Regions from separate parts of the Homo sapiens genome. Here all the other regions are linked to region 1. The links are chromatin contacts, found by Hi-C or POLR2A ChIA-PET in ENCODE. All regions are on one chromosome and are shown on one strand. The core of a region is the stretch at or near the end of the contact, and the rest is flanking DNA. Distances in the headings are between cores, read along the strand shown.

Evidence for each region. Hi-C counts contacts between places; a loop is a spot of excess contacts on that map. ChIA-PET counts read pairs that join two places held with the same protein, here RNA polymerase II (POLR2A). Pooled maps may share reads with other maps.
Region 2: a loop to region 1 is called in a map of ascending aorta, with 1.9 times the contacts of the local background. The contact joins the enhancer-like site here to the promoter of B4GALT5 in region 1. A Hi-C loop is called at or near these places in 1 of 168 maps with a recorded cell type or tissue (ascending aorta), 1 of 37 single-sample maps with no recorded cell type and 7 of 50 pooled maps. POLR2A ChIA-PET finds 5 or more read pairs at or near these places in 1 of 52 experiments (PC-9).
Region 3: POLR2A ChIA-PET joins it to region 1 with 10 read pairs in BJ. The contact joins the enhancer-like site here to the promoter of B4GALT5 in region 1. POLR2A ChIA-PET finds 5 or more read pairs at or near these places in 4 of 52 experiments (BJ, CD8-positive, alpha-beta memory T cell, Panc1 and 1 more).

What each region holds. Positions count from the first base shown.
Region 1 is chr20:49,712,488-49,715,187 of GRCh38, reverse strand. It overlaps B4GALT5 (beta-1,4-galactosyltransferase 5), which reads left to right and starts at 1,310. Exons shown (of 9, transcript NM_004776.4): 1 at 1,310-1,612. The coding sequence starts at 1,498. RefSeq lists silencers at 1,098-1,427, 1,718-1,837.
Region 2 is chr20:49,540,658-49,543,372 of GRCh38, reverse strand. All of the region lies in intron 4 of PTGIS (prostaglandin I2 synthase), which reads left to right. Among named protein-coding and RNA genes, the nearest start is that of PTGIS, 26 kb to the left of the region's middle. RefSeq lists a silencer at 791-1,067 and an enhancer at 1,523-1,572. Within about 2 kb of position 1,457, at least 3 of the 41 ENCODE cell types and tissues checked have a DNase peak (open chromatin) inside an H3K27ac peak, as active enhancers do; they include ascending aorta, where a contact is called at or near this core.
Region 3 is chr20:49,509,369-49,512,111 of GRCh38, reverse strand. It overlaps PTGIS (prostaglandin I2 synthase), which reads left to right. Exons shown (of 10, transcript NM_000961.4): 9 at 933-1,084. Among named protein-coding and RNA genes, the nearest start is that of KCNB1, 28 kb to the right of the region's middle. Within about 2 kb of position 1,436, at least 16 of the 41 ENCODE cell types and tissues checked have a DNase peak (open chromatin) inside an H3K27ac peak, as active enhancers do.

The DNA.
Region 1 (2,700 bases), core at 61-2,560:
TTCAGATATGTCTACACAGGGACACTGGCCTCCTCAGTCCAGCTCCTTGAGGCTACTGCTTCTTGCCATAAATTTCTAGGACTGTTCATTGCCTTCTGAGGTCCTTTGAGCTGATGCTGATCTGAAAGCATTTTTTTGGATATGGTCCCATACCCAGGTGATGGGGATAGGATACCGATTTGCCTGCAGGATAAGAATTAGAGGTCATACAGACTGCTGAGACAGTTACAACCTAGAGGTCAAGGGCCTGACATGGGAGACAGGCCAGTTTTGATTTAAGCCCTTACTGCAAGGCTTGGGTGAATTGCCTTTCCATCTAGAAACCTCAGTTTCCTCATTTGTATGATAGTAATAATAACAGCACACATCTCAAGACTGGTGGGGGAATTTCATGGCATGAGTGAAGTCCATGTTTCTCAGCAGAAGTCTAGAGACATTGACAATTGTTATCATTATGCTATTTCTGATACAGTAGGATCCCTGACTACAGCTCCAAGCTCATCCCTATTTCCCCCCCTACTTCACTGGATTTTATCCATGTTGGCCTTGGATTCAACTCGGGGGCAGATCAGCCCTTTTCCTACCTCAGGGCCTTTACACCTGCTGTTCCCCCTGGTATGACTGCTTTTTCCCCAGCTTATTCAAAAAAGCTGGCGCTTTCTCACCCTTTTATATCTCAGTTCGTGTCACTGCTCAGTGAGGCCTTCCTTGACCACTCCAGCCTGCCTGCAATACATCCTCCTGTTTTATCGTATTCATATGTGTTACCAGTACCTGATATTACTAGCTGATTTGTTTCTTTTATCTCTCACATAATGTAAGTTTCAAGTAGACAGAGATTTTTATCGTTTTTTTTCTCTGTAGCATGCCCAGCGCCAACAACTGTGTCTGGCATTCAATAAATAAATGGTGAATTGAATGAATGAATGAATGAATGAATGAGGGTGTATACCAGGCCGAACCCCCAAGCCTTGCAGTCCCCACTCTTCTGCTGCAGTGGGCAACGAGATGAGTCAGACTTTGTAGATGGCCCCTTGGCCCCCGAGATGGGGGACGAGCTAGCGCGGAGCACTTGGGAGACATTCCCCGAAAGCCTGGGCGGTGGCCGCACTGGGAGAGGGTCTGTCGCCATTTGGCGATTACTCCATGCGGGCTGCTGTGGGCGCCGAGCGAGGGTCGGCGGCGAGCGCAAGCGCGCGGGTCTTTTGCGACGGTGCCCGGCGGCACTGGCCCCGCCTCCCGCGCGTGCGCCCCGCCTCCGCCCCCGCCGCTGCGCCCGCTCGGGGCCGCTCTGGCCCCCGCCCGCTTCATGTGGCCCGGCCCGCGACGGCCGGCGGCTGGGAGCGGCGAGGCGGCGGCGGCGGCGAGTGGCGGCCCGCGAGGCCCGGGAGGCGGTGGCCGAGGCCCAGGCGGTGGCGGCGGCGGCCCAGGAGGCGGCGGACGGGGAGCTGCGGGAGCAGGCCCGGCCTGGCTCTCTAGCGGCCGCCTGGCTGCAGCATGCGCGCCCGCCGGGGGCTGCTGCGGCTGCCGCGCCGCTCGCTGCTCGCCGCGCTCTTCTTCTTTTCTCTCTCGTCCTCGCTGCTGTACTTCGTCTATGTGGCGCCCGGCATAGGTAGGAAGGGGGCTTGGGACCGCGGCGGCTGCCGCTCTGGCCTTGAGGGACCCGGGGAATCCCCGCCCCTCCCTAAGGGGCCCCGGCCGGGAGGCGGCCCTGAGCCTGGTCCTCCGAAGACTCCGGAGTCCTGGCCCGGCTCTCGGGGACGCCAGGACATTCCTGCCCTCCGCACCCCAACAGGCGCCCGGGATCCCTCTCCCGCGCCAGCCTCCGGCCCACCCCGCCCCTCCTAACGCCACCCTCGCGAACCCGACTGTACCTTCACGCCCGCCCCTTGCTCCGGAACCCCCTTCCCGCTCTTGCCTCGCTGGAACTCCCACTTCCCGCTCCTCTGCTCGAGAACTCCCGCTTCCCCTTCCCTTCCCCGGGGTCTCCTCGAACCCCCATTCCCGGCATTCCCCGCACCCCAGTCCCCCGCGGCGCGCCCGCTCTTCGCCGAGCCCATGTGCCCGGGTCCCAGGCCGCCCCACCTTCTAGCTCCCATCCATCCTCCCCCACTCCCCATGACTCCATCGTTTCCTGCTCCCGTGAGCCCCCTCCCTCCCCTTTCTTCCTCTACTTCCCCTATTACATCCACCTCCAGGTCCTCCTCCCTAACTCACGTTCACCTCTTCAGTGGCCTGATCTCTCTGCCTGCCGGTGGCACCCCCCTTCCCCTTACAGAGGTCCACCCCCATTCAATCTCCTGCTAATCCCCTGAGCGTCCCATGCCTCTTCCCCATCTCCCCCCCCCCCACCTCGCGTACCCACAAGGGCACATCCTTGTCACCTTTGCCCCCAGCCCCCCAGACTTTCAGCCACAGCTTCTTTCTCAACTGAAGACCTGGGGAAGGGGTGCTGTCTGTGTTCTTTCTTCCACTTCTGCCCTCTCCTAGCCTTGAGGGTAGATGGTGTGGTTCTTCAGTATTGGATAGTGCCTGCTCTGCGGACAAAGGAGAAGTTTAAATTGTCCGTAGAGAAGGGGATATGATTGGGGCCTTTGGGAAATGGTACCAGGTGAGAAGGGGGAGCATGGAGGAAAGATGTAATGGGTACTCCTTCTTTTCAAAGTCTTATCCTTTAAAGGAAAGGCGGTCTCTGGAGAA
Region 2 (2,715 bases), core at 208-2,707, 170 kb after region 1:
TGGAGGATGGACTGTAGGGGTAAGGAGGGGTGGAGAGGGAGGCAGGAGGACCTAGCAGGAGGCTGCCAGGTGTCACCAAGGTGAGAGAATGGTGGTGGCCCAGGGAGGTGGTGAGAATTTGGGTAGCTTTTGGAGATAGAGTTCACTGGCTCTGCCGGAAGATTTGACTGGGGCAGCGGTGGGGATGGGGGAGCGTGGGCGTGAGTGAGAGGGATAGAGTGGTGTTAAGGACAGCTCCCTGATTTTAGTGATGCCCTTAACCAACCAGAATTTAATTTAATTTAAATTTAATTTAAAAAAGGACATTTCAACCCCTCCAAGAAATTAGAGCAACATAGTTCTAGGATAAAGGGCAGTCATTCGTTGACACATATGGGCATGTGGGTATATTTATGATATGTGTGTGCATATGTGTAGACTCGGCGTGTCTCAGCTCTTTTAATGCTCACAATCGCTCTAGGAGGCTAGGACTTTACATATTCCATTTGACAGATGAGAAAACTGAGACCTGGAGAGCCTGAGTCATTTGCCCAGAGGCCTGTGTTGGGGTCAGGACAGGGCTGGTCCCAGAGTCTGCACTCTCAGCCACAGCTCTCAGCACACGAACAGTCCCCATTCTTTTTGTTTTGCCCTGGGGTGGTGCAAACAGTGTCAAGGGCTGTAATTGGTGTGGGTGATGCTGGTCTGGTCCACCCTGCATTGTATGATGGGGACTGAGGTCCAGAGAGGGCCAGCTGAAACCACCCAGCAAGTTCACAGTAGTGATCCTCCCAGGTCTCCTGGCTCCTGGGTCCCTGTGCAGACAAAGAAGTCAGAGAGAGATAGGCTGGGGAGAGGCAGGCTCAGGGGCAGCTGGGTCTGGCTAGGCTCCATGGTACAGCGGCAGGCACAGGGGAATCAGCTCAGGGGGAATCAGACGTAAATCCATACCTGTAACCCGGTAACTGTGTCTTCAGGGCCTGAGGCCTGGGCTGGAGCTCCTGCCCCCTGGCTTGGCAGCTGTAGGCCTTTCCACTGCCATCAATCAGCAGCCCCTGAAATACAAAGAGAATGGGCCAGTTGGATGGGAGGGACACAGAGGTGAAAGGGGTGCCGGTTCAGGCAGCCCGAACTGTGAGGTGCCACCTCTTACACCCACCAGCCTGGCCTGTGTTGGCCCTGGCCTCACTGAGTCACACCCAAAGTTCTCCTCTGTCCTCACCTTGTAGCCCTGGCCTCCCCTCCTCCCACCTACCTCTCTGCTGCCCCTTGAGCAGGTCAGGCACGCTCTCTCTTTGTGGCCTTTGCTATTTCTGTTCCCTTGCCTGGGAATGCTGTTCCCCACAGGTCTGCGTGGCTCCCACCCCACTTCGTTTAAGCCTTATCGCGAGCGCCACCTGCTCAGAGAGGTCTTTCTTGAGTCCCATTTTCGTGATGGCTCCCTCCTGTGACCCAGCTTGGTTCAGCTTTATTTTTCTTTGTGGCTCTAGCGCCGCCTGTGGGTCGTGTGTGTATTTACATATGGGATTATCCTGTCTTCAGCCGTGCTCTTTTGATATGGAGCTGCCGGCTTCGCTTCCACAGAGCAAAACCTTGTGGTCCTCTGGGTTTACTTTTTCTTTTTGTTTTCTTTTCCTTCATTTTATTTTATTTTATTTTAAAGACAAAGTTTCGCTCTTTCGCCCAGGCTGGAGTGCAATAATGGCGCGATCTCTGCTCGCTGCAACCTCCGCCTCCCAGATTCAAGCGATTCTCTCGCCTCAGCCTCCTGAGTAGCTGGGACTACAGGTGCCGCCACCATGCCCAGCTAATTTTTGTATTTTTAGTAGAGAGGGGGTTTCACCATGTTGGCCAAGCTGGTCTCGAACTCCTGACCTCAGGTGATATAACCACCTCGGCATCCCAAAGTGCTAGGATTACAGGCGTGAGCCACCTCTCCCGGCCGGTTTACTTTTTTGGTTTATTTTTCATTGCCTGTTTTGGTAGAAATATATGTACCGGGAAATGGTTCTCTGAGTTAGCAAAAAACAACAGTGCAAGTGTGATGATAAATGATGACCAGTGTCAACTGCAGTGTCACCGAGACCACAGGGCCTTGGGAGTACCGCAGTGGCCTGGCAAGCACGTGTCTGTCTAAAAGGGGCGGCTGCAACTCTGCTCCTGCTAGGTTTCCAGGTGGGACCGCAGGTCAGCCAGATTCCTTTTTCAAGATGAGATGAGCAGGAAATCCGGATTTTGTGTGAGTTTCCCCAAATGTTTGAAGGAAGCTTTAGTTTGTTTTTAGGAACTCCCTTGATAAAACACATTTGTGGACTGAATCCAGTGTGTGGGCTGCACCTTTACAACTTCTGCCACCACTGTGCAGGTGAGGGACAGAGCAGGGACCACGCAGGCCTCTCTCGGCCCCCACCTACCCTCATTCCTGCTTCCATTCTCTCTTCATCTGGGAAAACCCCTCTCCTGAGAGATCCTGGTCTCTGGTCTTTGTCTGCACAGGGATCCAGGAGCTCAAGGGGAGGGTGAGAGGGTGAGGCCCCGGGGCTTTGGTTGCGTCTCTTTGTTGTGACTCTCTGCTGAGGCAGAGATGACAAAATGAAAGCCTGCAGTTTCCCTCCCAGGACTGAGGTCAGCCCGCTGGGCTGGGGCTGGACTCCTGGGGCATTTAAAGGGGGCTGGAGGTGAAGGCGCGTCCTCTGAGCGTGGTCCTGTGTGTGTGCGTGTGCGTGTGCGTAAGTG
Region 3 (2,743 bases), core at 187-2,686, 200 kb after region 1:
CATCTATCCATCCGTCTGTCCATTCAATCATCTACTCATTTATCCATCCATCCACCCACTCATTTATCTACCCACTCACTCATATGTCCATCCACCCATTCTTCTACTTATCCACCCATCCATCCATCTATCCACCCATCTACTCATCCATCCATCCATTTGTCCATTCATCCATTTATTCATCCATCCACCCATCAATCTACCCATTCATTCACCCATCTACCCATCCATCCATCCACCCCATCTACCCATCCATCCATCTATCCATCCCTCCATTCATCCATCTTTCCATCCACATTTCCATCTCTTAGTCTATCCACTGGTTCATTCACCTATCCTTCCACCCATCTTTCAGTCGGCAGCTACTCCATGCCAAGCTCTGTGCTCAGCTACAACCCTTGCCTTACCACTGTGCAGTGTAACCAAAGGAAATTGGCATTTTCTTTTTAAAAAATATTTTAATTTCTTTTATTTTACATTACAAAAGTAATATATATCATAGAATATAAAGAAATACAGAGAAATATATACTTAAATGTAAAAAATATGTATTTCCCTTCTTCTCCAGTTCTACAGAGTTCTCTGACCAAGGTTTGGAGTGTGCCTTGCGAATTGTTTTCATGGCTTTACAGGCATACACACAACACATTCACATGCCATGAAAAGATTGGTGTGTGTATAGGATCATGCAATATATACTATTCTGAAACTTGCTTTTTTCACTCAACAACCAATTGTAGAAATTCTTTCCATGTCAGTACACACAAACCTTTTGCCATAATTTTTTAACCAATCCCCTATCAATTGACCTGTATATGGTTTCCAGTTTTTCCCTCTTATAAACATGACTGTCATGAACATCCTCATACATTTTTCTTGGTGTGAGCTTGTTCTGGGAATGGGGTCAGAAAAGGACCTTCTTCCTATTTCAGGTATTTAAATACAACCGATTCCTGAACCCTGACGGATCAGAGAAGAAAGACTTTTACAAGGATGGGAAACGGCTGAAGAATTACAACATGCCCTGGGGGGCGGGGCACAATCACTGCCTGGGGAGGAGTTATGCGGTCAACAGCATCAAACAGTGAGTGGGGGGCCAGGGCAGGGCCAGGGTGGCTCCTGATCCCCTGGTTGGCAGGCGCCCTTCTCTCCTGGGACTGAGGGCTCAGCCAGGAGAATGGTTTGGCAGAGGCTTCACATGGACAGCCCGTGAGCCATCTCTTATTTGTGGTTTTACAACTGTGTGCTTTTATAAATCAGAAGAGCTCGTGTAAAAAAGCCAGATTTCGGATTTCTTTTGAAATAATCAGATCTGGCAGCAGGTTCTTCCCTCCAAGACTGGTGTCCAGATTCCAAATACTGGACATTCCTTTCAGCTGACCGTAGCTACCCGTCTGCAGCTGCTGCCGCATGTTCAGAACTTCATGTTAGGAACTGGCCGAACTTCACTGTTCCCACTTGGTTATTTTAATACCTGTGGGGCCGAGAGCCTCATAAATTATCTCCCTTGAACCCCAGGAGCTTTGGCCACCAGGATCACAAACAGATTGGACCAGGGGTTATGACATCTGCCCTGTCCTCCTGTCCAGCCCCTGTGCAATCATAAGCTGGGTTACCTTCTGAGCCTGTTTCCTCAACTGTAAAATGAGGGTTCTGATTATAACTATACCCCAGGAGTGTCAGGATAAATGAATTGGATCTTTCTAAGTTCTTAACCCACTGTCTGGCTCATTGTAGGCATTTGAAAAATGTTAATTATTACCATAATTGTTAATATCATTATTGTGCATGCATTGTGCTAAGTGAGTGGGCACGTTACATAAACCTTTAGCCTCAGTTTCCTCAAGAAAATGGAGTCAATTATGAACATAATACAGCTCATATGCATTCCTTAAAATCACCTTGCTGTGTGAAATCATGCAACAAAAACTGCAGGGATTCACGCCTGTAATCCCAGCACTTTGGGAGGCCGAGGTGGGCAGATCATTTGAGGCCAGGAGTTGGAGACCAGCCTAGCCAACATGGTGAAACCCCGTCTCTACTAAAAATACAAAAATTGGCCGGGTGTGGTGGAGCGTGCCTGTAATCCCAACTACTCAGGAGGCTGAGGCAGGAGAATCTCTTGAACCCAGGAGGTGGAGATTGCAGTGAGCCAAGATTGCGCCGTTGCACTCCAGCCTGGGCGACAGAGTGAGACTCTGTCTCCAGAAAAAAAAAAAAAAAAAAAAAAGAAAGAAAGAAAGAAAAAACTGCAGGGATTGAGGGAAAAGGGGGACTGGGGCCAACACTCAAAAACCTCATCAGTGACATAATAAAAAAAAAAGAGAGAGAGAGAAGAACCCAGTAAAAAAAATGGTAGTAAAGTTTTATACATGTTACCTGGCTAAGAACTATGTAAGTGCTGTAATAACTGTGGCTGTAGATCGATGCTTAGTTGTGTGCATGTGTATATTTTATGGATTTCTGCACACCCAGGTTCAGCTGGGTGCAGTCTTTCGTCTTCACCTCATGTTTCTCACAAGTGAAATTGCACGTGAGCAAATGTGAAACTTGCATTATATTCAAATGGTGCCCTAATATATCAATCCTATTGGAACAAATTCACCTGTTCAAAACAAGTGTTAGAGCAGAACCGACTGGCATTCCTACCTCATCAAGTTTTTGGACAGATAAAAAGAGATAGCGGGTACTAAATGCTTAGATGGTGCCTAGCGCACAGTGTTCCAATAAATTAGCTAATTTG